Regions from separate parts of the Homo sapiens genome. Here region 2 is linked to region 1. The links are chromatin loops, found by intact Hi-C in ENCODE. Cell type or tissue: testis. All regions are shown on one strand. Each heading gives the region's core, and the rest is flanking DNA. Links, peaks and the distances in the headings are about the cores only. Region 1 overlaps TMCC1 (transmembrane and coiled-coil domain family 1). Region 2 has its middle 39 kb from the start of TRH.

Region 1 (16,140 bases), core at 2,987-10,986:
AGGAAGTAACCCCATCGTAAGTCAAAGAGTGTCTGTATATTATGAAAGGTCAGGTGAGAAGATGAGGAAAGGATAACAACAGCCTTCCTGCTCCTGTGAACTGTTTCTGCAGTAGGAAGGAAGTCCATGTTGTGGGAGTGAAGGCATAAGTCAGCCTATTTTGTAGTTTTGCCTAGGGCTCGGGATCTTCATATGCATACATGTAGTGAAAAGCAAAACTGTGTTCACATTTGTGTTTTATGTTCTAATGTTTCTGTGAGCATCCATCGATTGAAGGAGAAAGGAAGAAAGTGAACAGAAACTTGCCAGGTGGCAAATGACAAGCAGATTAGGATACAAAATATTGATACTTGACTTGTGAACAGCCAAGATGATATATTGTTGTACAGTGAACACTCGTATACATATGGGTTGTTTATACTTTTTGGCAATGATGATTAATGCTGGTGTGAACATTCATGTACAAGCTTTTGTATAGAAGAAATAAGTTTTCATTTCTTTTCAGTTATATCTGGGGTAGAATTGCTGAGTCATAAGGTAACTGTTAACTTTTTGAGGAGGTGCCAAACTGTTTTGCAGAGCAATTGTACCATTTTCCATTCCCAACAGCAGTATATGAGGGTTTAGATTTCTCCATGCCCTCACCAACTCTTATCTTTTTAATTGTAGGTTCATAATTTTTTATTATACTCCTCCTTCTCCCATCAACTCCACTTTGACATCAGACTCCAAACCATCACATCAGTGTAGCTCTTTCCAGCTCACTTTTGCTAAGTGATTTGGATCGCTAGCACTCTGACTCTGATTTCTTACTTATGAGGAGAGTTAGTTGATCTGGGTTTGTAGAGTTTCAAAATGGCATCACATTGTAAAGTTTAAGAACTTGGATTTTAAAGTCAAAACTGGATTCAAATCCTTGCTGCCCTACTTAATATTTTTGTGCCCTTGGGCAATTCACTTTAGAACTTCTCTGAGCTTCTGTTTCCTCATCTATAAAATGCAGATAATACCTTCTACCCTCTTGGGGTTGTTGAAATGAATTTGCATAGTAGGCACTGATTAAACTGTTGCTGTGGCTGCTATTTTTTAATCTGTTCTACTGGTATGTATGAGCCATGTTTAATATCAAATAAGATTCCTAAGAAGCCTGAAATTTGTAGGCTAAGAGGTTGTGTGGTAGCCTGTGGGACACATGCAGAGATCCCACATGTGTCTGCTTTTATCAAGATGTAGGCTGGTGACCACCACCCTGCTCCCCTCCCTGCCACCCAACAGTCCTTAGTTGAGGAGAGTAATTTCCTGCCAGATATAACCTTTCCCTTAAATCCCAAGAGACCAGCACTTTGGAATGCGGCTTTAAAAAAGTCTCTGGCCCCTCTCTGGTAAAGAGAGAGAATGATGAAACTATCAAACACCGAAAACACCACAGAAGAGTGGGCTAACATAGGACAGTCACGAAAAGACATTATGTTAACATTATCTTATGGCATTTTGTGAACTTAAATTTTGGTGGAAAATCAATTCTAGGGATGGGACCTGTTCCTGATCACGTACTCTGGGCAGCAGATGAAAGGAAAAGGCAGAGTCACAGAGAACTTTGACCCTAGTTATCCATCAAAAGTAGGACTGCTTTCTCATTAGCCTGTTCAGTCACTTCAATAACAGGAAGAGTTTCAGCATAAAAGAAGGCAGTATAGAGACTCCTATCAAGGATAAAGAAGAACTAAATAGAGTTTAGTAACATCGTAAAAAGGGTAAGACAATGCCTTTTAAAAAAATCCTTGTTTCTTAGAAAAGCAGTGGAGTTTAGGATATAATTATTTATTGCATAATTATTGGAAGGGAGAATGTTTATGATGCTGCAACATAAAAATTACCTTAAACACAGAAATTCATTATATTCTTTAAAAGTTTGTTTACATATTATAGATGTGATTAAAAAGAAGAAAGAAAGGAGATAGTTTTAGATGTGTGAGTTTGTTCTGGCATTTTTATTCTTTTAGTATGAAGTCCCTTGAGACTCACATGCTGGTGTTAATGTTAAATGTATGCTACCTGAGTGATAGTACATTCCCTGTTGGGATGAGAGCTACCCATCTGCCCTCTGCCTGACAGAGAGGTTTCCATTCTAGGCACCAGAAGCTAGACATATGTTTATTCTTCCCTTTTCTAGTGTTTTTTAAATGTGGAGTCTTCAACCTTTCTCCTATCTACTTAGCTCTTTAGTTCCTGGGACTCCACATACAACCTACCTCAGTCGGTCTTCTTCACCACTATGAGAAGACTCGTTTTCCTAAAAACACATATTCATCATGTGACTCCTCTGCTCAGTAGTCTTCTTTGGGCTCATTTAATATCAATTCTAGAATCCCAACTCTTCGGATCTTCCAGATTTCCCATTTTTTCCTCCAACATAGATGCACTATTCTAGTTATTCTGTACATTTATCATCCATTTCTCTCCAGCCCTTTACTCACATTCATTTTTCCACCTAGAATCTCTGATCTCATCCTTTAAACCTTTTCTAGGCTGGGCATGGTGGCTCACGCCTGTAATCCCAGCACTTTGGGAGACCAAGGCAGGCGATCACCGGCACTCTGTCTTATACCTCTACTGATCTTCTTTGTTTTACTTCTCCATATGGGAAATCATCTTGCCTCCCCCACTCCTTAGAGTACAAACTCCTGAGGGCAGGCACTCTGTCTTGCTTACCACAATATTCCCAGTACTTTGAACATGCCTGGTACATAGCAGGCTCTCAGTAAATATTTGTTGACAGAAGTGTCCCAGACACTTGTGTTTGGCCATGGGGATGATGGACCCCTCTGGCTCTGGCATTCTAGGGCTCTGAATCGCAAACATCCGGGTGAGTGAGCTGGCCAGTTCTGGAATAAGCTACTGGTGACTGCCAGAAGGTTGGTTTCCATTGGTGTGTTATCTTTTCATGAGGCTTGCTTAATTGTACCCTAGTTTTTGCCTCTCCCATATGTTGTTCAGAGGAGCCTAATGACTGTCTTAATATTATGGTTATGCTCAAAGCTAATCAGGGCTGCTGGCATCGCTGCAAATACTGTGTATTGAAAAGATTATGGAACAGCCATGTTGCCACGTGATTTGGCCTTGAGACAAGCTATCTTTTCCAGAGACTAAGAGCTATACCCACTGGCACACCCTGTTAACCCAGGCCACTCAATTTCTTTGTGCTTCTATTCCTTTGTAGAATGTGTTTTGGGAGTTGGATGTAAATAATGCCAGGAAAGATATTCACAGAATTCATAAAATTCTAAACTTTTTTTTTCTCCTTAGATGTGAACGATTGGAAGAACAGCTAAATGACCTAACAGAGCTCCACCAGAATGAAATCTTGAACTTGAAGCAGGAACTGGCAAGCATGGAAGAAAAAATCGCGTATCAGTCCTATGAACGGGCCCGGGACATCCAGGTTAGTATGAAGGAAAAGGTGTAAATGCAAAATACAGTAGGGTTAGAAAGAAAAAAGGAAAACAGCGGAAGGAAAAAAGATGAGAAGGTAGAGAACAAAGAAAAGCTTATACCAACTGTGTAAGAGTATACCTACTCTTAAAATGATTGAGATGCATTTCTCAAAAGTTTATACCATTTTGGGTTGGTATGTCTGCTTGGTACTTGGGAAATGTTTCTTAGGATCACAGTAATCTCAGTGTATGGAAAACCACATGAATCCTATTTGTCCATTACTGCTTCAAAAGCAGCTCTGACAAGTATTTGGGCCATTTTGTCCTTGTCTTCTCCTTCTGTGGGAAAGGGGGCTTTTATTCCAGCTGCCAAATCCAAATCTCATATAGGCACATTGCCTGACAGTTTGCAAGAATAACCCGTGAGGCAGTAATGTTTAATTAAGGCTAATAGCCCATCTATTTTATTCTGTGAGGAAGTAGAATATTTAATTTTTTCTTATTTCTATATGGAGGTATTTAGGGAATAGTTCTTAGTGGTTTCATATGAAAGCATTTTGAAAGACACTAGTCTCAGAGAAGGGAAGTGGGCCAGAAAACTTGTATTACAACAGCCTAAAAGAATCAAGGGAATGTCTAGATCATTTACCCAGATGCCATCTTCTTCAGGCCCTGCTTATGTTTTAATTATTTTTTCCTAAGATCCTTCTGGACTGGACAGCATCCATTGTCTGTCTATAGTTGGCGTCAGTCTGAAGTTGCCCAAGCCTTACCTCAAATCCCAGGAAACCAGGACCAGAAAAACTCAAGGCTCAGACCAACTTTGGAGGATATCTGACCATAGCTAGGGAAATAGGTTCTATCCCTTGAATACTTTGGAATTAATTTAAACTCATGAGTGAAGGCTATGACCTTGAGGAGAACAGACACTTTTTTTGGGGGGGTTGGGGGGAGGTGTGGGAATTAGGCGTATGTTAAATGGAAGCTTTTTTCTAATTGCATATGTTATAAGACAAGTTGTTATTAGTTACTGGTAATTCTAAACATTAGACTCATTAATGTATTAGCACTTTATGTCACTAATGCATTACTAATGTTTCATTAATGTATTAGTATTTTACACTATTTTCAAGTTTTTTTAGTAATTGAGCGATACAGAATATACAATCAGGTCTTGGTAATATAGACTTTTAAATTAAATAATATAAAGTTAAAAAATAGCAAGAACAGGCCGGGCATGGTGGCGCACGCCTGTAATCCCAGGGGATTTGGGATTTTGGGAGGCCGAGGCGGGCGGATCACAAGGTCAGGAGATCAAGACCATCCTAACACGGTGAAACCCCATCTCTACTAAAAATACAAAAATTAGCCGGGCATGTTGGCGGGCACCTGTAGTCCCAGCTACTCAGGAGGCTGAGGCAGAAGAATGGCCTGAACCTGGGAGGTGGAGCTGGCAGTGAGCTGAGATCGCGCCGCTGCACTCTAGCCTGGGTGACAGAGCGAGACTCCGTCTCAAAAAAATAGCAAGAATAGACACTTTTAATGTTTGGTCTAGTGTGTGGGCATAGTGTCCTCTTTACAGAGGATCAAACTAAAGGAGAGTGTGCCCTTCTTAAGAAGGCAGATCAGAGATCCCTTTCCACTGATGTCAGGGATTGACTTGACTTAGAAAACACCAGGTAGTGTGTATAAGGAAGCATGTTCAAAGAATGTTCACTGCATCATTGTTATAGTGGAAAAGTTGAAAACAACCTAAAAATCCCCAAGGGGGAACTAGCTGCATATATTATAACATAGCCTAGCCATACTATAAAATGCCAGGCAGCAGTTAAAAAAAAATGAGGTAGATTCTGTGTATTGACATGGAGAGATCACCAAGACCCACTGTTGAATGAAAAAAAAAGCAAGTTGTGAATCGATTCCTATAGTGTGATACTATTCCATGTTTGGAAAAGCCAAACCCTGTAAAATATTTTAAAGAGGTTTATTCTGAGCCAATACAAGTAACCATGGCCTGGGGAACACAGTCTGAAGAGGTCCTGAGAAAATATGCCTGAAGCAGTTGGGTTACAGTTTGGCTTTATACATTTCAGGGAGACAGGAATTGTAGGTAAAATCCTAAATCAACACATGGAAAGTATACATTGGTTTGGCCCAAAAAGGTGGGCCATCTCTAAGTAGGGGCTAACAAGTCATAGTGGGCTTTAGGAATTTTTTAGCTGGCAGTCGGTTGAAAGAGTTAAGCTTTGTGTAAAGACTTGAAGCCAGTACAAAAATGCCTAAGTTAACGGAGTCTGTTGTCTGTCATGTGATGCTATACCTGAGTCAGGTTGGAAAGAAAGCCACATTAACACCAGTTAATTTTTTTAAAAACTGATGAGATTTTATGGTTTATAGGGTGAGATTTAACCTTGTCTGGCATGGCCTTAGGTCTTGTTTATAATTTGATGTCTTACTGCCACAAAGAGTCCATTCTGTCAGTCTTATGATCTCTATTTTCACATTAATGCTGGTCATTTGTGCCACAACTCAAAAAGGGAGGGGATATAATAAGGCATGTCCAGCCTCTTTCCCATCATTGCCAAGAACTCACTTTTTCAGGTTTCTTTGGGGTCCACTTTGGCCAAGAGGGAGTCCGTTCATTTGGCTGGGGGTCTTAGGATTTTATTTTTAGTTTACAGATAGGAAATAAAAATAATAATTCCGTATATTTTCCTTGACACATATATGCATACACTTACACACATAAAAGGGTGAACACAAACAGTACTGCCTCAGGGACAGGGATTGGAATTGAAGGAAATGTCAAGAGAGACTATCCTATTTGAAATTTTTTATGTTGAACAAATATATTCTGTGCAACTTAGATTAATTTTCAATGAAAAAAGAGCATATATTTGTGGTCTTGTCATTAAAATGTTCTAGACTAAATAAATGTTAAGTGTGGCCACTGCTTCCTGTGACTCATCCCACTGGAATGCAGTGGAGGGCAATTTGGGGGAATAATAATCACTTGAATAGTGAGTTATACATCTAGCCTTTTACATTCATTCAAGGCTCCAGCATATTTATAAAATCATTGGCATTGCTCAAGATGCATCTGGCTTGCCCAGGGGGCATGTCAGCATCTCAGAATACTTGTGAGCAGAAGGCTTAACTCTTCCCTGTTCTGGCCCACAGGAGGCCCTGGAGGCATGCCAGACGCGCATCTCCAAGATGGAGCTGCAGCAGCAGCAGCAGCAGGTGGTGCAGCTAGAAGGGCTGGAGAATGCCACTGCCCGGAACCTTCTGGGCAAACTCATCAACATCCTCCTGGCTGTCATGGCAGTCCTTTTGGTCTTTGTCTCCACTGTAGCCAACTGTGTGGTCCCCCTCATGAAGACTCGCAACAGGACGTTCAGCACTTTATTCCTTGTGGTTTTTATTGCCTTTCTCTGGAAGCACTGGGACGCCCTCTTCAGCTATGTGGAACGGTTCTTTTCATCCCCTAGATGATGCTGGCACAGAAGGCATTGTTCCCTACCCTCTGGCGAGTGCATGCAGCAGAGAGTTAGACAGCAACTTACCTACTCTGAAGTTTTCTACAACAAAAAAAGAGTTGAGTGAATCTGTTTACATTTAGAATAATGTTTTTTTCTTCAAGAGACGCAATTGCAATAGTATTTTTTAGATTTTATCCAAGAAGTTTTTTGGGCGAAAATCTTGGATCATTTTTATGTAGCATGATTTTCCTTGGGATGCAAATCTTAAAACAGTCCTTTAATATGAACCAACAATCTGGAGCACACCGAAGGGCAATCTAAATTGTGGCTTGAAGGACTGCACTAAAACCCACTAAAAAGATGCGAAAACCTGATGAGGGCAAACCAGTTAAACCTAACACCCTGCCTTGTCTGGGCTCATCACCTCTCCCTATCCCAGACTAACTTTACTGTGAAATCCTACCACATTCCATGTCTGAATTTTTGGATTCGGGGTGGATTTTCGTTGTCCGTGGAAGAACACATGGATCTCTCTGGCTTTCTCACCCAAGTTGGCCACTTACGCTAATCCTGGAAGTATGATCACTTTTGAACCTGCCCCTTAACCTTGACGAGGATACAAAAGTGAAAGCATCATCCCCCAAAGGATCACTGCACAGTCCTACTACAGTATTTTTAAGTAGCCCTCTAAATACTTAATTTTAAGCAAAATCCCTTGGCCGCACTTTTAAGGTTTTTTTATATGTGTATAGTTACCAACCTAAAAATAAAAAATCCGAACAGCATACTTGAAGAATGTAATACTCAAACTCTCAGTGCTTCCTTATGGTTTCTAATAGGATTTTTTATTATTGTTATTATTATTATTGGGTTTTTTTGGACAGGGTTGGGAGGGTCTTTTATTTTTCCTTTGAAATAAAGAAGTGATGTTTTTAAATGAAGAAATGTGTGGATATTTAAGTGTGCTGCTCCCTCTTGTCTTGAAACAGTTTGAGTAAGAAAGTCTTGCTGTAAATGCTGCCCTCTGCCGCCTTTGTTTTGAGATGCAGTTTAAACTCCCTCTGGCTGCTGCTGCTGCTTTTTGGTGTCCCGACATACCTACGCCCCCGTTTTATGGGTTTGGCTTAGTTGAAGAGGAAAGGGTTGTGCAAGGAGAGCAGGAGGCTGTTTCCAAAAACCAGTGTAGTAGGATAGGGATTTTTTTTTTTTTTTTTTGCCCCAAGAAAACGTTCACCCAGTGATCTTGGGCTGGGGTTGTCTTTAGGAAAAGTTGAGACTATAAGAGTCATAAATAAGTCCTTGTGTTTCCTTAATTTATTTTGTTAACACCCCTAATTACAACCAAAGTGATGATGTGGAGTCTTCTGTCTTCATTTTGGCCCCAGCATTCTTAATTTCAAAGCTTTATTCTGTCTGCCTAAGAGAATCAACCAAAGGTGATTCTCCTAAAGAGCAGTGAAGGAAATGTCAGGTTAGCAGGACCCAAGTTTTGGGTGTGAAATGTTGCCAGCTTCCTATAATGTAAACGGACTTGTTAACCTAACCTAATTATGCTCAGTGGACTTCTATAGATGGTTTTGAAAAATGAACTGAGCTGCCTTCCCCCGTCGCATAACCAGTTCCATCATCCTGGTGGAACTTGAACATTTAGAGTTTATCTAGAGAGCTTGGTTAATCTTTCCATATTATTTGTAGTATTGGTCACAAATGCTGTTCCCTCTTAGCCTCATTCTGTGCAACCAAGTGCATATAAGATGCCCTGAAAAGAGTAACAAAGTATGCTTTGCCTGTTTCCACTTACCAGGAAATTCCTTCAGAACTAGATTAGCATTGCCCTGCCTGTCTGAAAGGACAGTTTACCTAATGGTGCCAGCCTCCTTTTGCTTTGGCAAGCTGGATTTCTCAGAGCCAGCATGTTGTTTCCATAACTACTTTGATATTTTAACTCAGGTACTCCAGTCTTCACCCCAACCTCAGCTGATTGTAGTACACCTGCTAGCTCTGTTGCCCCCTCAAAACTGCACCCAGAGCAGGGCCACAAGGGTGCTTTTTTTCTTTAAAAAAAAAAAAATTAGAACCAATTCATGTTCATGCCAAAAACAAATTGTCCCCAAGCCTATATGTATTAAAATGTTAACTTTGCCTAAAAATATTGCAGTGACTTTTTAGGCAGGAGTGCCAAAGGACACTATGAACTTTTTGAACTGACAGTTTCTCCTAACTTTCTGCTTTAGCGTAATTGCTCAGAGTAGAGAGCCCCCACAAAGTTATTTAAAAGATGCCCTAGCAGCAATCCACCAGTTTTTCTAAGCTAGAACCTTTGAGTCCCCCAAACTGCCTGAAGACTTAAGTTTTGTGGGCACTGGAAGTCACTTTGATAGATGGATTGAAACTGTTCCTATTTGCCCTGGGACGGTTTCTATCTATCAAAGGAAGGTTTTCACCTGTAGAAAGCCCCCTGCCTCCAGCCAAATAGTCCCATGCTGACTTTCTATCTTCCTTTCTCAAACTGTCTTAGGAAGGACCTTCAGTGCAGATCAGGTGCAGTAATGGCTTTCTTGTCCCTTAATTATTCACCAGACCCAGAAGTTGTACGCATTTAATGCTGTTTGTAACCATGCATCTGTTTTCATTCTTTGCTGTACCTTTTGCTGCCCATCCTGTTACTTTTGAGTTTCTTTCATTGTGGTTGTTCTTGGGTTCTTTTGTCTTGTCAGAGCTCTTCTATAACCTCGCTCTAATGGCTTAACAGTTGTTCTGGGTGGAAACGTCCCCTCATTTGAATGCTCCTCTAAAAAAAAAAGAAAAGAAAACTGTATTCATTCCCTTTAAAATGAAACATTCCTGGTTTATTTGTCCATGCCTCTAGCCTGGGTGAGTGAAGCTGGCTGTGTTGGCCTGGGTGATTGTTCAGGTTGTAGAATGCGCATTTTACATTGTTTATGATAATTGAAGGGTACTTCTGTCTGCTCCAATTTCCATTCCTTGGTATACTCAGTATGTCCTAGTAAGGAAGGCTTTCCACTCTACTGGCTCCTTAAGAAGCAAAAGTAGGTTAAATTTTATACTTCACTGACTAGGGTCTTCTCTCTCCCCTGTTCTGAATGGAGTAAAAGTCTGATGCCAAGACAAATATTGGGAGCGAGCCTTCCTCACTAGCCATGTCCAAATAATGAGCGTATTTTCATGTGGTCTTCACTGCATTTGGTTTTGTTTCTGATTTCATGTTCCTTTGAGGTACAGTCAGATGAAAATGCTGAGTTCTGAGAGAGTTCCAATGAGGAGCTGCCTTTCAGCTTTGGAAAATATGCAACTAAAACAAAACCAAACATTATTGTAATCTGACACAGGCAAAATTATGGTTCCCACACCCCAACCCCAAATGAAACCTGGGATTTTGAATGTGGCTCTAAGAGTTAACATTGCTGTCTGTATGTCGTGTATGCTAGGTGATATCCTCAGTAGGGATTGACTACTAGACTGTGTGTTTTATCAAAGTGTGTAAGAATAAAAACTCACTTGCACGAATTGAAACGTAAAGAAATGACACTTGTGAACGTGTGAACGTTAACACTGTAGTTGATAGATCTTAAGCTGCTAATTGTTGAGAGAGATTTAAATTTATGTTCTGTCTGGTCGCTGCAGATTCTCAGCAGCACTTTTACTGTATATAGAAATTGAAATAAAGACCTCAGCTATTAACCTGGTGGTCAGACTCATGTTTGTTTTGCTTTTTATTTTTGAAACATTTAACATATGTAGTTCTACATGCATGTAATGCATTATTATCCAGCCTAGTGCCACCTGTAGTTTTGTTATAAAAGTAGTAATTTCTATTAGGACTTTTTCCTGATGATCTCTGGGAGGCCTCTGGAAATCCTGAAGTCCTAAACTTGCCTTTGACCTGGTACCAAGCAGAGACATGATGATTCGGTCCTTCACAGCTCCAGTCTGAATGTCGAGAGCTTTAGTCCCACTTCTGGCTTGCTAGCTGTGTGCCTCTTACCCCATGTATAAACTAGTGATACCACACCACCCAACTTGATCCTACAGGTGGATGTTGTGAGAGCAAGGGATACATCTTGTGAAATCTTTGAAAATTCCCCTTAAAATATGGGCCAGGCTGCCATGTACAGATATGCAGGTTGTATATTGCCCAACCCTGCGGGGGCTTCATAAGTCTGATAAACTGTGAACAACATCCAGGAGTTGTGTAGTGCATACGGGACACATAGAGCTGCCATGATAATGGGCGATACATAATTTCAAAACCTGCTTTATTTTTATCCTTTAAAAACCTTGGAGACTTACTGAATGCCAGTAAAAACTGGGTGTGGTGGCTCTCACACCTGTAATCCCAAAACTTTGGGAGGACAAGGTTGGAGGATTACTTGAGGCCAGGAGTTTGATACCAACCTGGGCAACATAGTGAGACCCCTATCTCTACAAAAAATAAATTTAGCTAGGTGTGGTGGCAGGCACCTGTAGTCCCAGCTACTCAGGAGGCTGAGGTGATAGCATCACTCGAGCCCAGGAGTTTGAGATTACAGTGAGCTATGATTACACCACTGCACTCTAGGCTAGGTGGCAGAGCGAGACCCTGTCTCAAAAAAAGAAAACTTCAGAGAGTGGAAGGCAGATGACATAAATTTGAGAAGCTGTGGTGTAGAAAACAGATTGGGGAGGCAGAGGAAGGTATGGTCAACTAGAAATGCATGCTTCACCTGAAGGGTTCAAATATACTTAAATCCTATGGTCCAAACTAAACATTTAGCTGACTTGTAGCCCCAAGTCTATAGTGAAGAATAGCTAACGTTTATTGAGTATTTACTGAGTGCCAGACATCATTCAGTTTTATCAGTCAATTCTCCCCCACAGTCTTATGCAGGAGATATCCTCATTGTTTAGGTAAGAACTCTGAAGCTTGGGTTAAATGGCTTGCCCAAAATTAATGTTAGGAAATGGTAAATTAATGCAATGGAAAATAGGTCTATGCGACATATATAACAAAAAATGAGCGTCCACAATATTTAAGACTACAAATCAATAATCATCTTTCCTATTGGTAACAGCTCAATAGAAAAGACAGGCAATAGTTATAAACAGAGAGCTTATAGAAAAATGACCAATAAGCGGCTGGGCGCGGTGGCTCACGCCTGTAATCCCAGCACTTTGGGAGGCTGAGGCGGGTGGATCACGAGGTCAGGAGATCGAGACCATCCTGGCTAACATGGTGAAACCCCGTCTCTACTAAAAAGACAAAAAAATTAGCCGGGCATGGTGGTAGGCGCCTGTAGTCCCAGCTACTCGGGAGGCTGAGGCAGGAGAATGGCGTGAACCCAGGAAGCGGAGCTTGCAGTGAGCCGAGATGGTGTCGCTGCACTCCAGCAGCCAGGGCGACAGAGCGAGACTCTGTCTCAAAAAAAAAAAAAGAAAAGAAAAATGACCAATAAGCATACCAGAAAATTGTTCAGCCTCCTGTATAATCAGTGCATTAAGATTTAAAAAGCCAACTGTGGAACAATATATTGTCTCCCATTTATGTTGAGAATATGTATATTTGTGTAAATATATGCATGTGGATGTGTAAAAACTTTGCATTAAACTTTCCCGTTATTTTGGGAAGGGAGAGGGAGGAACAGTGGTTAAGCAGCACTTTCATGCTTGGCTTCTATAAAGTATGAATCTCTTTGAAGAAAATGTATTTGTGTATTTTTTAAATTAAATATATCAAAAACTTAAAAATAGGTCCAGTGAGAAGTGAAAAAAGAATTGATAGTGTTCCTAATGACAGATCATACTAGACCATCTTTTGCCTCCAGATTGCCTTAGAGGGGGCTCTAGACCAAGTTTGGGCCACCCCTTGAGCTTTCTTCCAGCCCTGGATTTCTAGGCTTGGGGGTCACATAGATGTCCCGCTGCCAGAAGCCCTGCGGGCTGAGAAGGAGGAGCACGTGCAGAGGTGACAGCAGCAGCTGGTACCTCCTATTTAGCCAGCAGCACTTAAGAGCCACTCTATACAAGACTGGGCTGTGGAAAAAGGAACTTAGTAGAATGAAATACATGTGGTAAAGAGGCAGAAGACGTGTGGGAGCAAAGAGGAGGAAGCAATTCTAACAGAGCAATAGGGAAAGGCTCAACGGAGGAGGCCATGGTATCTGGACTGAAAGATGGTGGCTTTATGATGAGCAGAAATAGGTGAGGGGGCATTTCTATTGGAGGTATTAGCAAAACCACAGAGGTGAAAACGGCCTAGGTGAGCAGTTCAAGCAATGGATAAGGAGCCTTAAGTGACTGGTAGGGTGCCTGAAAGAATGTGTGAGAATCATATGTGGGGGCCAAGTTGCAAGAAATCTTGAATACCACGCTAAAGGTTTACCTTGTGACTACAAGAGAAGCCATTACAGGTGTTGAAAGGTGACCCAGCCTTCTGTTTAATTACAGCCCTTTGAGAAGAAACCAGAAACCTGTTTTTCAGGTCATCCCAATCAGTTGGGTGTTTGAGGAATGGTGTCCAAGGTATTTGGTCTTTTGCCTATTGATCCTGTAAGTAGAGGCTCTTCACAGTTTTTTGATAAGTGGAAAAAGGGTGTAGGCAACTCAGAGTTCAGTTCTTTTAAAAAAAAAAAATCCCTGGGCCAGGCGCTGTGGCTCACGCCTGTAATCCCAGCACTTTGGGAGGCCGAGGCAGGCGGATCACGAGGTCAAGAGATGGAGACCATTCTGGCCAACATGGTGAAACCCCGTCACTACTAAAAGTACAAAAATTAGCTGGGCGTGGTGGCACTCACCTGTAGTCCCAGCTACTTGGGAGGCTGAGGCAGGAGAATTGCTTGAACCTGGGAGGCGGAGGTTGCAGTGAGCCGAGATCACGCCACTGCACTCCAGCCTAGCGACAGAGCAAGACTCCATCTCAAAAAAAAAAAAAAAATCCCTGTCACCTTTGGTATTACAATCCTTAAATCCCAGAGCAAGAGTACTTGACAAAATTTATTCATGCTTCTGTCTTACTGAATGTTTAAGCTGTTCAAGAGAATATTCTTTATCTGTTGAAAGAATTCAGTTCAATAGTTTTCGAGACTGTATTAAAAGGTGCAACAAATCATGATGAAAATGAATTATGTTAAATTTTGCCTAAAGCTGCTTCTGTACATATCTTAAGTTTGGCCTAAAGGTTTCTCCATACATAGGGAACTGTAACCTAGCCAGGCATAAGCAGATTGGAACCTACTCTTGTAACGAGTAGCCAAGTCTCCGCCAATCACAGCAGCCGAACTTCAGTCAACCACAGGCAGCCAACTGTTGAAATAAGGTACAAGCCCAGAATAAGTTTAACAAGAATAAGTGAGGTCTGCATACCTCACTTCAATTTTTTATACACCACTTGCCTTTTTCTGTCCATAAATGTTACTTAGCCATATGGCAGCCCCAGACTCTCACTGACCTGTCCTGGTCTTAGGGGCTGCCCAATTCATGAATCATTCTTTGTTAAATTTAACTTGTCTAAAGTTTTTATTTTAAGTATTTTATTTTATTTTATTTCATCTCATTTTATTTTGACAGAGTCTTGCTCTGTCGCCCAGGCTGGAGTGCAGTGGCACGATCTTGGCTCACTGCAACCTCCATCTCCCAGGTTCAAGTGATTCTCCTGCCTCAGCCTCCCAAGTAGCTGGGATTATAGGCCTGTGCCACCACACCGAGCTAATTTTTTGTATTTTTTAGTAGAGACGGGGTTTCACCATGTTGGCCAGGCTGGTCGCTGGTCTCGAACTCCTGACCTCAGGTGATCCACCCACCTCAGCCTCCCAAAGTGCTGGGATTATAGGCATGAACCACCGCGCCTGGCCTCTTTTAAGAATTTTAATAACCACTTTACCTTAACAGAAGGTTGTGAAGGTTATGAGGATTAAATGAAAATTGTACAGAGCCTAGCCCAGCATCTGGCAAGAGAAAGTGCTATACCATGATCTTGATTATTAGTAGACTGAGAATTCCTAGAGGACAGGCACCTGTGTCACTCATCTAACTCTCTTCAGAATATAGCACATCTCCCATTCTTACCAACGAAGAGCCCAGTAGCCAGAATTTGGGCTATCCTCAGCCAGCCCTGGCTCTTAAGTTGGTTTGGGGAACCAAAAAATCAGTATGTGTCAGAGAATGGGCTGGCCATGGGGACAAGAAAAGAATATCGTGTCCATAAGAACAAAAACTCGCAAATGGGGCCAGGCACAGTGGCTCACGCCTGTAATCTCAACACTTTGGGAGGCCAAGGCAGGTGGATTGGTTGAGGCCCAGAGTTCAAGACTAGCCTGGGCAACATAGACTCTATCTCAAAAACAAAACAAAACGAAACAAAAAAGCCTTTGCGAGTGAATACACATATAATTGGCTGATAATCTATTTTACTTATAATTTCTTAACCAGCACAGTGACAGGGACGTTGTCAGTTTGTGGCTATGTCCTAAGTGCCTGAAACAATGCCTGGCCCAGAATTGGTGCTCATTAAAAAGTGGAACTTAAAAAATTGCTATTAATTGAGTCCCTATTCTGTGCCAGGCACAGTGCCACTTGTTATGCTTCTGATTGTTTCAACCGTTCTAAAGAGGAGGTGGTATAACTTCCATTTTTCAGATGAAACCAAAAGCTTGGGAAGGTTGTTTGCATTTTATCTTGTGGACAAGCTGTTTCACTAGTAAATGGCAAAGTCAGGATTTGAACTTGGTTGAGTTTGATTCTAAAGCCCATGCAATTTCTGCTATTCCATTTTGTTGGGCAAGGAATCAAGAATTGTGGATTTCAGACTTTGTGTAATCTTGAGAAGGCAAGGATCTGACTTCTTCTGGATCTCTGTGTCCCTGCTGTAAAGTCACCTTAGTTCTCCTCCAGCAATCAAATAATAAAACAATTATTTGGTGCCGAGCTCACGATCTCCCTATGAGCATTGGCCATGGCCACCGAAAGGGTTAAACATCAGGACAGGACAAGGTGGGAATTTATAGCTGAAATCTAGGCATGACCATAACAGGATTGTGTGTGTGGCAGAGGGGAGGGGGAGCAGGGGATGGATTTGAGGCAAATGTACAAAATGTCTGCATGGTGGTGGGTACCAGTATTCTTACTGTATGAAGTATTTCAGAATCTAAAAGAGAAAATAAAATATAAGGAATCTGGAGGGCGGAAGGAGGGAGAGAAGCAGGAAAATAATAACTAATGGATGAAATAAT
Region 2 (16,140 bases), core at 4,401-12,400, 280 kb before region 1:
AGCCTGGAAGGCGGAGATTGCAGTGAGCTGCGATCGCACCGCTACACTCCAGCCTGGGCGACAGAGTGAGACTCTGTCTCAAAATTAATTAATTAAAAATTAAAAACAAATAAATAAAAGCTAAACAAACAAATGAACAGACAGACAGCTAGAATAAACTCCATGCCCCACTCCGCCCTGCTCCACAGTTACTGACTCATCATTCCTCGGGTGAAAACCTGGTTGGGACCGCTCTTCTTTTTGTCTGCCCAGCACTCACTGTCCCATCTTCTGAGACCACCCTGCCTTTCCTTTGGAGACCACCCCCAACCCCAATATCAGTCCAGGGGCATTGAGTGGACAGATCTATCTGCATACCAGAGGTGGCCTGTGACTGAGACCATATCCATGAGAGTTGCAGCAACTAGCTTCTGGATAGGCATATGACACAGTCTAGGCCAATCAGTGATCCCCAGGATGTCTGTGGAGTCACTGTGAATGAGGTCGTCTCTTGCTGGTGGTGGCTAAGTTGTTTTAGGGAGTCTGCCTGGAGCTGTGGGCAGCCACATTGCCACTGGGAGAAGGAAGGTGGCCTGGAACAGAATCACTACAGAGAGAGGCAGAGCTGAGAGATAAAGAGAGGCAGATGCATGATGACATCATTTGATGGACTTTTTAGTTACATGAGGGAATAACTTTTCATTTTTTCTTTTTTTTCTTTATTGTTTTAACTGTTAGGGCCTCACTCTGCTGCCCAGTCTGGAGTGCAGTGGTGTGATCACAGCTCACTGCAGCCTTGAACTCCCAGGCTCAAGCAATCCCCCGCTCTCAGCCTCCCGAGTAGCTGGAATTACAGGTGCATGCCACCACACCCAGTTAATTTTTTTTTAAAAGTGTTGTACAGATAAGGTGTCACCTTATTGCCCAGGCTGACCTCAAACTCCTGAGCTCAAGTGATCCTCTTGCTTCGGCCTCTCAAAATGTAAGGTTTACAGGCACGGGCCACTGCACCGGGCCCTCTTTTTTTCTTAACTCAATTTGAGGTGGGTTTCTGTTACTTGATCATGACTAAAACAATGTCTTGAGACGTGTTTCAGAATTTCAGACACTGTCACCCTGCCTCAGGCAAGGACACACTTCCCATGAAGCTCATTCCTTCTGCAAACCTTTGCTCAAGCCATGCCTCCCTCCCAGAGGGCCCTCCCGTTTCTATCCAAATCTTGCCAGTCTTTAAGGCCTGTCCTTTTCTTGAAGCCTGCCCTGATTGCACCCACTAGGACCTTTCCCTCCTCTGGCCTCCCTCAGCTGTTGGACACTGGGTCAGGCACAGTCCCCAGCTCCTCCCTCCTCCATCTCCTTTCAGCTTCCCACCACTCCTCAGTTCCAGGCAGCCCCGGGCACTCCTGGCCCCCGAGGTCCTGGCAGAGGAACCCAACCGGACCACTCAGGTCAACTTTGTGGCTCTGCTTCCCCATGGTGGTACAATTCGGAATTGCACTGAACTGTGCGGCCCTCCCTGAAACCCAGCTCCTCAAGTCCCCACCGAGAGCTGCCACACTGAGAGTTCTGTATTTTTACTTGCTTTGTCTGGCAATCTATCCCCTACCTCTTGGAATCCTTTTCATCAACACTTAGTGGGGTTTTGTTTGTTTGTTTATTTGTTTTTTGAGACAGTCTTGTCTCTGTCGCCAAGGCTGGAGTGCAGTGGTGCAATCATAGCTCGCTGCAGCCTCGCCTTCCTGGGCTCAAGCAATCCTTCCATTTCAGCCTCCTGAGTACCTGGGACTACAGGAGCATGCCACTCCATCCGACTTGAAGCTTAGATTTTTTTTTTTTGTGGGGGGGATGTATTCTCCCTCTGTCTCCCAGGCTGAAGTGCAGTGGCACAATCTCGGCTCACTGCAACCTCTGCCTCCTGGGTTCAAGCAGTTCTCCTGCCTCAGCGCCCCAAGTAGCTGGGATTACAGGCGTCCGCCACCACACCTGGTTAATTTTTGTGTCTTTGGTAGAGACGGGGTTTCACCATGTTGGTCAGGCTGGTCTTGAACTCCTGATCTCAGGTGATCCGCCTGCCTCAGCCTCCCAAAGTGCTGTGATTATAGGCATGAGCCACTGTGCCCAGCCAAAGCTTCGATTTTTTAAGACAGGCCTTTGGAGCCCTGTAAAAGGGGCTGCCACAACTTTACCCAGCCAATCGCAGCCATAAGAGAAAAAGGGCTCATTTCTCAAAAGAGGCCAGAAATTTGGGTTTTAGATGAAATTTCTTGATTTTTACAGGTTGGCAACCAATTCAAAGTTTATACATCACTATGTAGGTCAAACAAAACATATCTGGGGGCTGGGCATGGTGGCTCACGCCTATAATCTCAGCACTTTGGGAGGCCGAGGTGAGCAGATCAACTTGAGTCGAGGAGTTTGAGACCAGCCTGACCAACATGGTAAAACCCCATCACTACTAAAAATAGAAAAAATTAGCTGGGTGTGGTGGAGCATGCCTGTAATCCCAGCTACTTAGGAGATGGAGGCACAAGAATCGTTTGAGCCTGGGAGGCGGAGGTTGCAGTGAGCCAAGATCGCACCACTGCACTCCACCCTAGGTGACAGAGTAAGATCCTGTCTCAAACAAACAAACAAAACACATATGGAGGAAATTTGACAGGAAGACAACAATCCGTTTTTTTTATCTTGAGCTAAGTTTCCCATTTTGCAGACAAACTGAGACCCAGAGAGGACAATGAGGCCGTTTGGTCACAAGGCCCGCAGGTGACACTGTAGGACTGAACACCTGGTCTCTCCTTGCTCCTGGTGGTTTGCTGGACTCATGGGTGTTTGGTGGAACAGATCCTTCCCTCACATCCCTTGGAAAGAACCGACTCTGCTGACACCTCGATTTTGAGCTTCTGATCCCAGGTGAAGAGAATACATTTTGCTGCTTCAGGCACTCAGTGTGTGGCACTTTGTTATAGAAGTCCAAGGTGCATAATAGCCTGGAAGCTAGGTAGAAATCTGGGATTACTAGACTCTCGGAAGTTTCACATGTGAGAGTGTGGGGAAAGTCGCCCCAGCTTGCAGCCCACCCGCTTTCTCTTCCTGACCCCAGGCTTCATCCTCTACAGCTAAGGTCTTCACACACTTGCAGATGAACACCCCAACCTGCAGCTGTCCTTGGCCAACCTTCAGATTTAGTAGTACACACGCCAGAGTGATGCAGGTGAACCCCAAAGTTAGGGCTTAGCCTTGGTAGGTTCTTGGCTTCACTCAGGAAAGAATTCAAGAGCCAGCATCAGTGAAAGAAAGCAAGTTTATTAGAGCAGCAGTGTACAGCAAAACGCTGCCCTATAGACAGAGCAGAGCTCTGCCACAGGCAGAGGGGCCCAGAGTAGCACTCGTGCATTGCTGCCTAGCTCTTTTTAGACCCTCTCTTAATTATACGCTAAATAAAGGGTAGGTTATTCATGAACTTTCTGGAAAATGGGTGAGGAGTTCCAGGAATCATATAAGGTAACTTCCTGGGTGTTGCCATGCATTTGAAAACTGTCATGGGGCTGGTGGGAGTATCTTATGCAAATGTATTATAATTAGCATATAATGACTAATGAGGGCAACTAGAGGTTGCTTTCATCACCATCCTGGTCCTAGCTGGTTTGCACCAGTTTCTTTGCTATATCCTGCCTTGATTAGCAGGTCTGTAACTGAGGCTTGGAAAACAAGTCCTGCTGCTCTCCCATCTCGAGAGGATGGTCTGCCCTTAGGAGCGTGGGCTGGGAAAGAGGCCCACACAGGCCCTGGAAATGGGCTTCAGGACACTGGGACATGGGAACAGAGAATCTTCAGGTACTGAATACTCATGGCCTGGTCTAGAAGGGGATGGGGTGTGGTCCAAGAAGGGGTGTCCCCTGGGTCCTGCAAATTCCTTGCCCCATGGGAAGAGAAACAGCTGGAGGGGCTGCCTAAAGCACAGGGGCATTTCTAGGAGCAGGAAAGCAAGAGGTCATCAGGTCAGACTGGCTGAAGGAAGACTGAGGCGGGAGCTGAGAGCAGAGACTTCAACCATGACCATGCCTGGACTCTCCAGATAAAGCACTGGTGAAATCAAAGACCAACAATGTCAAGTATTGGCAAGACTGTGGAGCAACTGGAACTCTCATTCCCTGATGGAGGGAATGCAAAGTACAAGCTATAGCCACTTTTCCTCGTCATTTTACATGAAGGGCAGACATGCACTTAAGGTAGGACCCAGAAATTCTGCTTCTAGGCAGACTTATGTCCACAAAAGGCTGCCACAGGGAAGTTCATGCAGACATCCTCATAATTGCCAAAAGCCAGAAACAGCCCAATAGCCATCAATGGGTGTCTGAATAAACAAATTGTGATCAATTTACACAATGGCGCATCCATACAATAAAAAGAACAAACTACCTGTGCACACCACAGCATAGATGAATCTCAGAATCATTATACTGAGCAAAAAAAAAAAAAAAAAAAAAAAGAGTCCAGACATAAAATTCTACTAACTGGACGATCCTATTCATGTGAAATTCTAGGAGGGGTTTCATTGGTTTGCAGTAATAAAGGTCAGAACCGTGTTGGGGGAGCGGAAGGACAGTGCTCACCGAGAAGGGGCATGAGGGAGCCTGCTGGGAAACTGGAAGTGTTCTACTTCTTGGTGCAGGAGGGTAGATGCTATTTAAAAACCCTGATGTGGGTGGCACAGGAGGGTAGATGCTATACACTTCAGATTTTTACACTTTGACTTATATATACATATTTGATATATATGTTTTTGTATATGTATATGTATATACGTGTGTGTGTGTGTGTGTGTGTGTGTGTGTGTGTGTATAATCCCTCTACCCCAAGGCCGGATCAAGACCTCTGCAGGACCTGAGCTGACCAGATTGTGGAGTGCTCCACCCACTCCCCCAGTTATACCTTAAAGTGAAGCCGCCAACTCAGTGAAGAGACGATGAGAACAGGCACCCAGTGAGATGATGGCCTGAGCCTGGGCAAGGGCCTTGGGAACAGGGCAGGCAGCAGGGGCAGGCTGGGAAATATTGATTTAGGAGACAAGATGTGGGGGTGAGTGAGAGAAGAGGGCTGGGGGTGTCACTGAGATGAGGAGCTCGGAGATTCTGGTTGACAGTAAGGGAGGATGAATTCAGGGTGGAACCTGTTGATTCTGAAAGTCTGGGAGGCCACCCAGGTGGAGGTGCTCAGGAGGCAGCTGGTTAGATGGATGGTCTGAAGCCCAGGAGAGGAGGCAGGGATGGGGAGAAAAATCTGAACACCCTGCACCCACCGTTTGCCACCACCATTTGCCACCACCAGGTGTCCATGGGCCAAACTTGGCACACAGATAGGTATCATTTGGTCCTCAAGATGTTTTATAAACCTACACTAGTTCTCAGTGCTTGAAACATTGGAGAATTTCACTAAAAATCCAGATTTCTGGCTTCTCTTAAATAGTCAATTGGGCAGTAATGACATGCTTTCCCACGAGACAAAAACCAGCTGGAGAGCATTAGCCGGGACTTGAGCTCCCAGTAATCCCCAGTCCCCGTACTCTCTGTTGTCTCACAGCCTGCCCACTCCCAACTGTAGGCATTCATTCATACATTCATTCATTCAACAAATCACTGTCGAGTGTCTACTATGTGCCAGTGAACTGGACAGGGACAATGATCCCTGCCTTCCTAAAGCTCAAATTACGTGAAAGGAGACAAGACAATAAGCAGATAAATAACTAAAATACGCACGTAGCTGAGGGCAGCCAGAGAAAAATCAAGCAGGGGAGGGGCTGGGGTGCCAGGGTGGAGATGAGTATACGGGTTTCAATAGGTGGCCAGGGAAGGCCTCACCAAATAGGGACATTGAGCAAAGGCCTGAAGGAGGGGAGCAGGCGGACTGTGTGGATATTGGGAGGAGAAAGTTCCCAGCAGAGGGAGCAGCCATGCAAGGCCGCAGGGGCACAAGCGCTCACCGGTCAGAGGGGCAGCGAGGAGGCAGCGTCCGTCCGGTGAGTGAGGCCCAGATGAAACTGGGAGGACACATGGGCCAGGTGTTGAGGGGCTTTGAGGGCTACCTGGCCTTTACTCTGAGGGAGTGAGAGACACAGTTCTGAGCAGAGGCTGGAGGTGACAGAGTTTCACAGGACCTCTCTGGCTACTGTGTGGGGAGTGCAGATAGGGAGACCAGGGAGGAGCATTTTCCCCTTGCTTTAAAAAGAAAAAAACTGGCCAGGCGCAGTGGGTCATGCCTATAATCCCAGCACATTGGGAGGCCAAGGCGGGCGGATCACGAGGTCAAGAGATCGAGACCATCATGGCCAACACGGTGAAACCCCGTCTCTACTAAAAATACAAAAATTAGCCAGGCGTGGTGGCATGTGCCTGTAGTCCCAGCTACTCGGGAGGCTGAGGCAGGAGAATCACTTGAACCTGGGAAGCGGAGGTTGCAGTGAGCCGAGATTGTGCCACTGCACTCCAGCCTGGAGACAGAACAAGACTCGTCTCAAAAAAAAAAAAAAAAAAAAGAAAGAAAAAGAAAAAAACTGCAGTAAAACATAGGAGGCAGGAGAATAGAGTCTGCAGGCAGGGAACCTAAGGCAGGCAGCCTTATGCCTCACTCCGACTTCCTTGAACTAACTTGAAAGGAAAATCCTAACTTTCCATGCCTAAGTAAAAAACGACCAGAGGCTACTCCCTTTGCAAACCCCCAGCCTTTTCTGGACAGCAGATGGGAAATTGGCTGTCCACAACCAATCAGACTGATTGCCTGTTGAGTCTTCCTTCGCAACTTTGTAACTTCACTCCAGCCTCTGAATGGTTGCTGTCCACAACCAATCAGACTGATTGCAGCTGAGTCTTCTTTTGCATAGAAGTATAACTTTGTAACTTCACCCTAGCCTCTGATTGGTTGCAAAAACCACCTGACTGATCACGGGCTACCACTTCATTTACATGAGGTAAGCATGAAGTGCCCAGTGGGAAACTTCTAGAGGGTATTTTGACCCAAGAAGATTCTGTATGGCTGGCCCTTGAGCCGCTGCTCTTGCCGCTCCCACGCTGTGGAGTGTACTTTCGTTTTCAATAAATCCCTGCTTTTGTTCTTTTGTTGCTTCATTTTCTCTGCTTTGCTGGGCGTTTTGTTCAATTCTTTGTTCAAAACACCAAGAACCTGGACAATTGGCAGTCACGACCCTTTACCAGTGACACATATATAACATAAAATGTATTGTTTTAGCCATTTTAAGTGTTCAATTCAGCGGCGTTAAGTACATCCACAATGTCATATAGTCATCACTACTCTATATTTCCATAATGTTTCATCACCCCAAACAAAAACTCTGAACCCATTAAGCAATAACGCCCCATTCTCCCTTCCCCCCTGCAGTCCTTGGTAACCTGTAATTTACTTCCTGTACTGATGAATTTGCCTGTTCAAGACGTTTGATATAGGCTGGGCATGGTGGCTCACGCCTGTAATCCCAGCACTTTGGGAGGCTGAGGTGGGCGGATCACTTGAGGTCACGAGTTCGAGACCAGCCTGGCCAACATGGCGAAACCTCGTCTCTACTAAAAATATAAAGATTAGCCGGGCGATTAGCTGGCCATGGTGGCAGGCACCTGTAATCCCAGCTACTCGGGAGGCTGAGGCAGGAGAATCACTTGAACCCGGGAGGCAGAGGTTGCAGTGAGCCAAGATCACGTCATTGCACTCCAGCCTGGGTTGCAAGAGTGAAACTCCACCTCCAAAAAAAAAAAAAAAAAAGATGTTTGATATAAGTGGGATCATGCAACATTTGGCCTTTTGTATCTGGCTTATTCCACTAAACACAATGTTTTCAAGGTTCCTCCATGTTGATGGATGTATCAGTACTCATTCCTTTATTCCTTCTGATGGCTGAATAGTATTTCATTACATAGATATATTGCATTTCATCATCAGGTTCTCATGGTGAACCACTCATCTGTTGATAGCCATTTGGGTTATATCTAACTTTTGACTATTGTGAATACTGATATGAACATGGTTGTATAAGTATGTGTTTGATTCTCTACTTTCAGTTCTTTTGGGTATATACCCAGAAGTAGAATTCCTGGATCATATGGTAATTCTATGTTTAACTTTTCTTTCTTTCTTTTTTTTAGATACAGGGTCTCACTCTGTCACCCAGGCTGGAGTACAGTGGCACAATCACGGCTCACTGCAGCCTCAACCTCACAGGCTCAAGTGATACACTCACCTCAGCCTCCTGAGTAGCTGAGACTGCAGGCATGCACCACCATGCCCAGCTAATTTTTTCAATTTTTTATAGAGGTGGGGCCTCTCCGTGTTGCCCAGGCTGGTCTCAAACTCATAGGCTTAAGTGACCTTCCTGTCTTGGCCTCCTAAAATGCTGGGAATACGGGCATAAGCCGCTGCACCCAGCCTATGTTTAACTTTTTCAGAAATCACCATACTGTTTTCACAGCAGCTGCACCATTTTATCTTCCTACCAACAATGTATAAGCGTTCCAATTTCTCCACATCCTTACCACCACTTGTTATGTTTCATTTTTTAAATAAAAGCTGTGCTAATGGGTGTGAAAGGGTATCTCACTGCAGTTCTGATTCACATGGCCCTAATGACTAATGATGTTGAGCATCTTTTCCTGTGTTTGTTGTCCATTTGTGTATCTTCTTTGGAGAAATGTCTAGGGAGGAATCTTTTCCAATTGAGAGATGATGTTGGCTCACACCAGAGTAAGAGCAGAGAAAGTAGTGTGAAGTGGTCAGGCTCTAGGCATGTCTTTGGAGGATGGAGCAGACAGGGTTTGCTGATGGACTAAACGTAGGGTATAGGATAAATAAAGATGACTCTAGCATTTCAGGACTGAGAAATCACTGAGATGGAAGGCTTCAGGGTAAGCACGCTTGTGGGGAGGAAGAGGAGTTAGGTAGGATTCTGAGACCCCTGCAACTTGAGGATTGGAACCCTAGGAGGAATTTAATGCTTCGAGAAAGTGAACAGTGGGAGAAGAGAGGTTTCCTATCATTTACCACCAAGCTGTCTATGAGAACCTTCTAGGGTCACTTTTTCACTTTAGCAATTCCTGGTCACCTGGAGTCATTGGCCCGGCTAGACTCCCCAGTCTCATTCCTAGTTTGAGACCTTAGAGGTGGGAAATGTTCCTCAGGCTGCAGATCTAATTATGGCCTGCAGGTGGCACTGCAGAGCCAGAAATAACCAGGGCCCTGCGACGGTGGGCTACGGACCCGGGACCAAAAATTGGAGTTGAATTGTAGAAAAGCACAGTTCTCAAATCTTTGCACCAGCGGATTTGAGGACTCAAAGCAGTAAATGTCGAACCCAAGTTTTCAACGGGAAGGTCCCAGCGGGTAGCTGATTCCAAGAGACACATGCACGAGTTCATTTACCGCCGGTGAATAGTTACTGGGTATCTGTCGAGCACCTACTAAGGGCCACGCGGTGTGTTAGGTGCTGTGGATTCAGCCGTGACCAGGAAAGACTCAGTGCCTGCCTCAGAGTTGTATGGAGGCTGAAACAACAAGAAACACACCAACAAACAGATAAAATAATAAGATAACTACAGATTGCATTATAGGGGAAAGAAACGGGATTATGTGATGGAGAATAAGGGAGGAAGGGAATTATGTGAGGAGATGAAGCTTGGGTTGAGACCTGAAAGGTGAGAAGAACCCTGCAGCCTCTCCAGCGGCCCTTGCCAGATAAGTAAACTGGAGTTGAGAGGGAATCTCTCAGTTTCTGTGGTCGCACAGCCAATCACACCCAGCATCACTATTTGAAGTCAGGCCCTGCAGACTCTGAAAGGGGCTTGCTAATGGCTGTCGGGAAGACTGGGTGAAGTAATGAGGGCAAAGCCCTTAGGACAAAGCATGGCAGCTAATCGGTGATTTCTCAAATGGAAGCAGAGTTCTCAAAGAAACCTCCAGAACACACCCAGCCTTTCCTGCCTTTGCTGTGAGGCCAGTGGGAAAAAATGTAATGATGCCAGGTAAGACTTGCACCACTGACATTATAATGATGCAAACGTGTGTGCAAAGGTGAGGTGGAGACTCCTGGCTTCTTCAACTCTGAGAGAAAGACAGGGCCCCAGCCAGGAGACGTGTGCCCGGGAGCTCTGCCCTGACCCCCAGGAGTGGGCTGGGAGCAGGAGGCCAAGGACCCCAAGGGCGCAATCCAGGTGCTGGCCCTGAGCAGGTGAACTTCCCATGTGTGGGGACCTAGTACTCCCTGCCTGGAGGTACCTGACCTCCACATCCCACATTCCAGGGAGAACCAGGGCTTTCTCTCCAGCTGTGGTGGGCCACTCACTTGCCCCACTAAAGCTACAGAGACCCTCCTCACACACACTCACATGCTTACACATAAACACTCATTCACCCCATTTCCATTCACATGTCCACACACTCAGATGTGTGAACTCACACACACATACATGTGCTCATACCTTAATACTCAAACATTTATATCCACATGTTCATACACTCACACTCAGTCACTCACCCACGTACAGTTGCAGATACACTCAAATGTTCACAGGTTCACTCATACACTTAAACCCATGCTCAGTAATACACACATTTGTATAATCATAATTCAAACATATATATTCAATCTGCTCACACACATTTGCTCTCAAGCATTTACCTACAGTTACACACTCTCATGAACTCACACTCATCCACACACATAGTTACACACACAGATTCAAACATTCACAGGCTGATATATTTGTACATGCTGACTCACATCCAATGAACACACGCTCACAGACACTTGGCTATTCACACACATTCACACAACACACACATGCACACACCCACACTTCACTCACTTACTATTTATATTTCACAGTCATACATGTACTCATTTATATGCACATTCACACATGCTTGCAAAGATGTTGACTTACCCACTCAGCCATACCCGTATACACACAACATTCACACCTGCTCATACTCAGATTTGACTTACATACACACACTTATACTCAAGTGCTCAGACATTTACACTGATATACTCACATAGACTCACATATTCACACACATATGAATATTCATGCCCACACACTCAAACATTTACACACATTCACTCATCAGGGAGATGTGCCCAATCGTCTGACCAATCAGTAGCATCAGGAAGGCATTTCCTTTGTGTTCACATCTGCACCCTCTGTGGGTTAGTGTGCTGATTGAATGATGAGAGATTGCCCAAGAAAGGATCCTCGACTCTGCCAGGAGGTTCTTGTAGCATCTCCCCAAGAACACCTTTCTCCTTGGGGAGTAGCCCCTCACTGCTTGCCTTGGGGTCCCTGAGAATAATCGTGGGCTGAGAGTCAATGGAGCAAGGGCCAGGCGTGTGGTCTGAGAGGTAAGAAGGAATGAGAAGAAAGGGAATCACAGCCAGACATCTCAGGAAATCTCAGAACATACTCTATGAAATCATCATTCATTGGCCCCTTCCTCCCCCAAGTGTCAGAACCTTGTAGTACAAATAAATGAATATTTTTAGAGTGCTTACTCTGGGGGCCAAAGACCATAAGTCTAATCATCCACAGACCATCTCAGTCTACAGACCCTTTTCTTTGAGCTGCACATTTTTAAAATTTGAATTTCAAAAAATTAGCCAGGTGCAGTTGTGCACACCTGCGTTCCCAGCTACTTGGGAGGCTGAGATGGGAGAATTGCTTGAGCCCGGGAGTTTGAGACTGCAGTGAGCCATGATGGCACCACTGCACTCCAGTCTGGGGGATAGAGCGAGACCCTGTCTTTAAAAAAAAAAAAAAATGAATTCCAACGTCTTTGGCAGAAGAGAGGGCACTTCTGGAATGATCAAGTCAGGACCTCTGAAAATCCACTCCTCCGTAAGAGCAATGAGAACACTAGCAAAAATTGTCAAAATTGATGTTTTCAGTACTCCGGGAGTTAATCAAAGGCTTACAACAATGCAGGAGCATTTTTTTCAAGACAATCTCAGTAAGAACAGTGAGATTTGTGACATTTTAACTTGTCCTATTTCCATCTCCCTCTCCTAGTTCTGCAGTATTCTTGAAAACTGACAGCCTTACAATAATGATAGCCATGAGAACCAGCACCTTAGCAGCTGCTGGAGGGGAAAGAAGGGTTTGGAGCTTGCTAACAAGTCCCATCCCCAGAAAGTTGTCATCATTTGACCTGTCTGGAAGTTCCTTGGAAGTCCCTACTCTCAGAGCTTGCCTTTATTTGACCTGAGAGTTCAGTCAATGTGAACAGCCTTTACCCTGGGGACATTTGTCAAAAACCATCAACAGCAGTTGTTTAATATTGTAGCTGCCAGAGGCAGTGATAACAGATGGGGCAAACAAGAAGCTGACCAAAAAATTTAAAAGAAAAGTTAGGAATGAGATGTCCATTGGGGGCTTTGAAAAACTCCCACATATTTTTGGGGATCTAGACGGCTGTGCACATGTACAAGACTGTGCACTTTCCCAGGAAATACCTGATAAAACCATAATCCCTCACTGCTGGCTCACCTTGAGGCTCTGCTCAAGCAGGAAGTGAAGACTAAGGTAGTGTGGTAATGCTGGAATGTTGAAAGCATATCCTAACAACACACACAGAGTCCCTTGTCAAAGGCTGGTAGACTTACTGGTCCAGAGCATTCAAAGAAATCTCTGTCTGATATGGTTTGGCTCTGTGTCCCCACCTAAATCACATCTCAAACTATAATCCCCATGTGTCGTGGGAGGGAACTTGTGGGAGGTGATTAGATCATGGGGGCAGTTTTACCCCATGCTGTTCTCATGATAGTGAGTTCTCATGAGATCTGATTTTATGTGACAATTTTTCCTGCTCACACTCTTGCCTGCTGCCATGTAAGACATGCCTGCTTCCCCTTCCACTATGACTGTAAGATTCCTGAGGCCTCCCCAGCCACATGGAACTGTAAGCCGATTAAACTTATTTCCTTCAAAAAATTACCCAGTCTCAGATATTCTTTATAGTAGTGTGAAAACAGACTAATACACTGTCCAATCATTAGCTGACCACTAAGTTAACCAAGCAGAGACTTTAGTAAAACATGGCAAAGAATACAGACTTTACAGAATTAGTCCAGGAAAGACATTAAACAAACAGAGGCAGCAACAACAATGAACAGCAACAACAACAAACCCTGGGGAGGGAGACATCTGATTTCCAGAATTTTCACACTATATTATTCAAAATTTTGAATTTTTAACAACTTTCAAGGCACATAAAGAAACAGAAAAGTATGACCAATACCCAGGGGAAAAAAACAGGCAGTAGAAACTGTTCCTGAGGAAGGCCAGAACTTTGACTTAATAGAAAAATATTTAAATCAGCTATTTTAAATATATTCAAAGAAATTAAGGAAACTATGCCAAAAAAAGTGAAGGAAAGTGTGAGAACAGTGTCTCACCAATCAGAGAATACCAATAAAGAGATGTAAATTACTTTTGTAAAGAACCAAATAGAGGCCAGGCATGGTGGCTCATGCCTCTAATCCCAGCACTTTGGGAAGCCAAGGCGGGCAGATCACGAGGTCAGGAGATCGAGACCATCCTGGCCAACATGGTGAAACCCCTTCTCTACTAAAAATACAAAAAAAAAATTTAGCTGGGTGTCGTGGCGTGTACCTGTAATCCCAGCTGCTTGGGAGGCTGAGGCAGGAGAATCGCTTGAACCCAGGAGGTGGAGATTGCAGTGACCCGAGATCATGCCACTGCACTCCAGCCTGGGCAACAAGAGCAAGACTGTCAAACAAAACAAAACAAAACAAAACGAAAAAAAACAAATAGAAACTTTAAAATTGAAAAATATATAACAAGTTAACAATTCACTGGAGGGTTCAGCAGCAGATTTAAGCTGGCAGAAGAAAGAATCAGCTAATGTGAAGACTGGTCATTTGCAGTGATCTAGCCTGAGCAACAGAAAGAAAAAAAAATGAACAGAGCCTCAGATAACTGTGGGATACCGTAAAGTACACTAAAATACATATAATAGAGGCCTCAGGAGGAAATGAGAGGATAGTGAGAAAAAGGCAGAAGGAATATTTGAGACATGATGGCCAAAGACTTCCTAAATTTGATTTCTTTTCAAAACAGTAATCTACAAAATCAAGAAGCTCAACAGGTCCTCAAGTAGGATACATTCAAAAGATCCACTCCTAGACACATCATAATGAAACTATTGAAAGCCAAAGGCAATGAATGTAGGAAGTAGCAAGACAGAAAAAGACTCATCATATACAAGGGATCCTCAATAAGCTTAACAGCTGATTTCTCATCAGAAACCGTGGAGACAAGAAGGCAAAGGGATGGCATGTTCAAGGTGCTGAAAGACTCACCAAGGCTTGGTGCAGTGCCTCACACCTATAATCCCAGCACCTTAGGAGGCTGAGACAAGAGGATCACCTGAAGCCAGGGATTCAAGACAAGCCTGGGCAACAAAGCAAGATGATGTCTCTACAAAAAAAGTGAAATATTAGCCAGGCATGGTGGCACACACCTGTAGTCTTAGCTGTTTAGGAGGCTGAGGCAGGAGGATCACTTGAAACTGAAAGAAAGACTCAATCAAAAATTCTGTCTCTAGGAAAACTATCTCTCTCTTTTTCTTTCTTTCTTTTTGTGACAGGATTTCACTCTGTTGCCCAGGCTGGAGTGCAGTGGTGTGATCACAGCTCACTGCAACCTCAAACTTCTGAGCTCAGATGATCCTCCCACCTCAGCCTCCTAGGTAGCTGGGACTACAGGCATGTGCCACCATGCCTCACTAATTTTCATATATAATTTTTTTTTTAGAGATGAGGGTTTCACCATGTTGCCCAGGCTGGTCTCTAACTCCTGGGCTCAAGCGATCTGCCCACCTCAGCCTCCCAAAGTGCTGGGATTACAGGCATGAGCCACCACACCCGGCAGGCAGATGGATTTTAATCCAGTTATATACTGTTTACAAGAGATACACTTCAGATTCAAATATTCAAATAGATTGAAAGTAAAAGAATGAAAAAAATATACTATGCAAACAGTAATTAAAATACAGCTAGAGTGGCTATATACGATATCAGACAAAATAGGCTAAGACAAAAATTGTTGCTACAGACAAGGACATTTTATGATGATTAAAGTTTCAGTCCAGCAAGAAGACACAATAATTATTAACATATTATGCACCTAACAACAGAACTCAAAATGCATGAAGCAAAGTCTTGGTGGGGGTGGCGGATGGGCACAAGTTTCTTTATTTTTACTCAACCCCCTAGCTAGGATTGTCAGATAAATACAAGACACCCAATTACATTTAAATTTTTAATAAACAACAAATAATATTTTCAGTGTAAGTATGTCTCACATAGTATTTGTAACCTAATTATACTAGAAATTTATTCGTTGTTTATCTGAAATTTGAATTTAAAAGAGCATCCTGTGTTTTAATTTGCAATACCTGGCAACGCTATACCTATCACATTTCTATTATTTGCCATCCCCTGAAGACATTTGAGTTTGCAACCACCACTGAGGGCACATTTTTAAGCAAAGGACTAGGTCTTCCTTCCTTATGTAATTCAAAGCTGGTCAAATGAGAATTTGGACTCTTGGTCACCAGGGGAAGCGGTTCTTAAATGTACTGATTCTTGTTTTAATGACAAAGGTCTCCCTTCCTCCCTCCTGACTTCTTCCTTCCCTTCCTCCCTCTTTTCCTTTCTTCTCTCTTTTTTTTTCTTCTTCTTCCTCCATTCTTCCTTCTCTCCCTTCCTTCCTTCCACAAGCATTCTTTGAATACCTACTATGTGTGGAGTCCTGCCGTAGTTACCAGAGTGGCACAATGAGGCATAAAGCACATTTCTTTTCTCTCTGGCACTCAAACCTGCACCCCCAGAGACATCAATCTAGAACTCTGCACCAGCATCACCCGGAAGCTTGTTACAACTACAGATCCCAGTCTCACCTTAACCTCATAGCAAATAGAAGACTAGAGGTTTGGCCTAGGAATCTGAATTTTCCACAAATGCCAAATCAGATCTGTATAGTCCACCAGGCTCTGGAGGTGCATCAGAAGACTCTAATCTAGGTGAGCTTCCCACCCATCCTGCGAGTCTCCTCTGTCGTGTCCTGGCGGGCCATCTCCTAGCTC

The links. A loop is a pair of places that touch in the nucleus more often than their neighbours do. Peaks named below come from ENCODE experiments on the same cell type or tissue, not always from the same donor. Only the 100,000 strongest peaks of a DNase experiment are listed, where the experiment ranks them.
Region 2: it touches region 1 in a loop (6-fold over the local background); 85 of 110 quality-filtered maps call a loop at or near these places.

The regions. Positions count from the first base shown.
Region 1 is chr3:129,642,270-129,658,409 of GRCh38, reverse strand. TMCC1 (transmembrane and coiled-coil domain family 1) reads left to right here. Exons shown (of 7, transcript NM_001017395.5): 6 at 3,307-3,442; 7 at 6,615-10,618. The coding sequence ends at 6,929. Among named protein-coding and RNA genes, the nearest start is that of PLXND1, 44 kb to the right of the region's middle. RefSeq lists an enhancer at 1-290 and a silencer at 6,510-6,804. In testis, for the core only: a CTCF peak has its summit at 7,949 (motif pointing left); a DNase peak (open chromatin) is centred at 7,969.
Region 2 is chr3:129,927,728-129,943,867 of GRCh38, reverse strand. No RefSeq gene overlaps it. Among named protein-coding and RNA genes, the nearest start is that of TRH, 39 kb to the left of the region's middle. In testis, for the core only: CTCF peaks have their summits at 5,286 and 9,176 (motif pointing right); DNase peaks (open chromatin) are centred at 6,857 and 9,207; H3K27ac peaks cover 1,180 bases.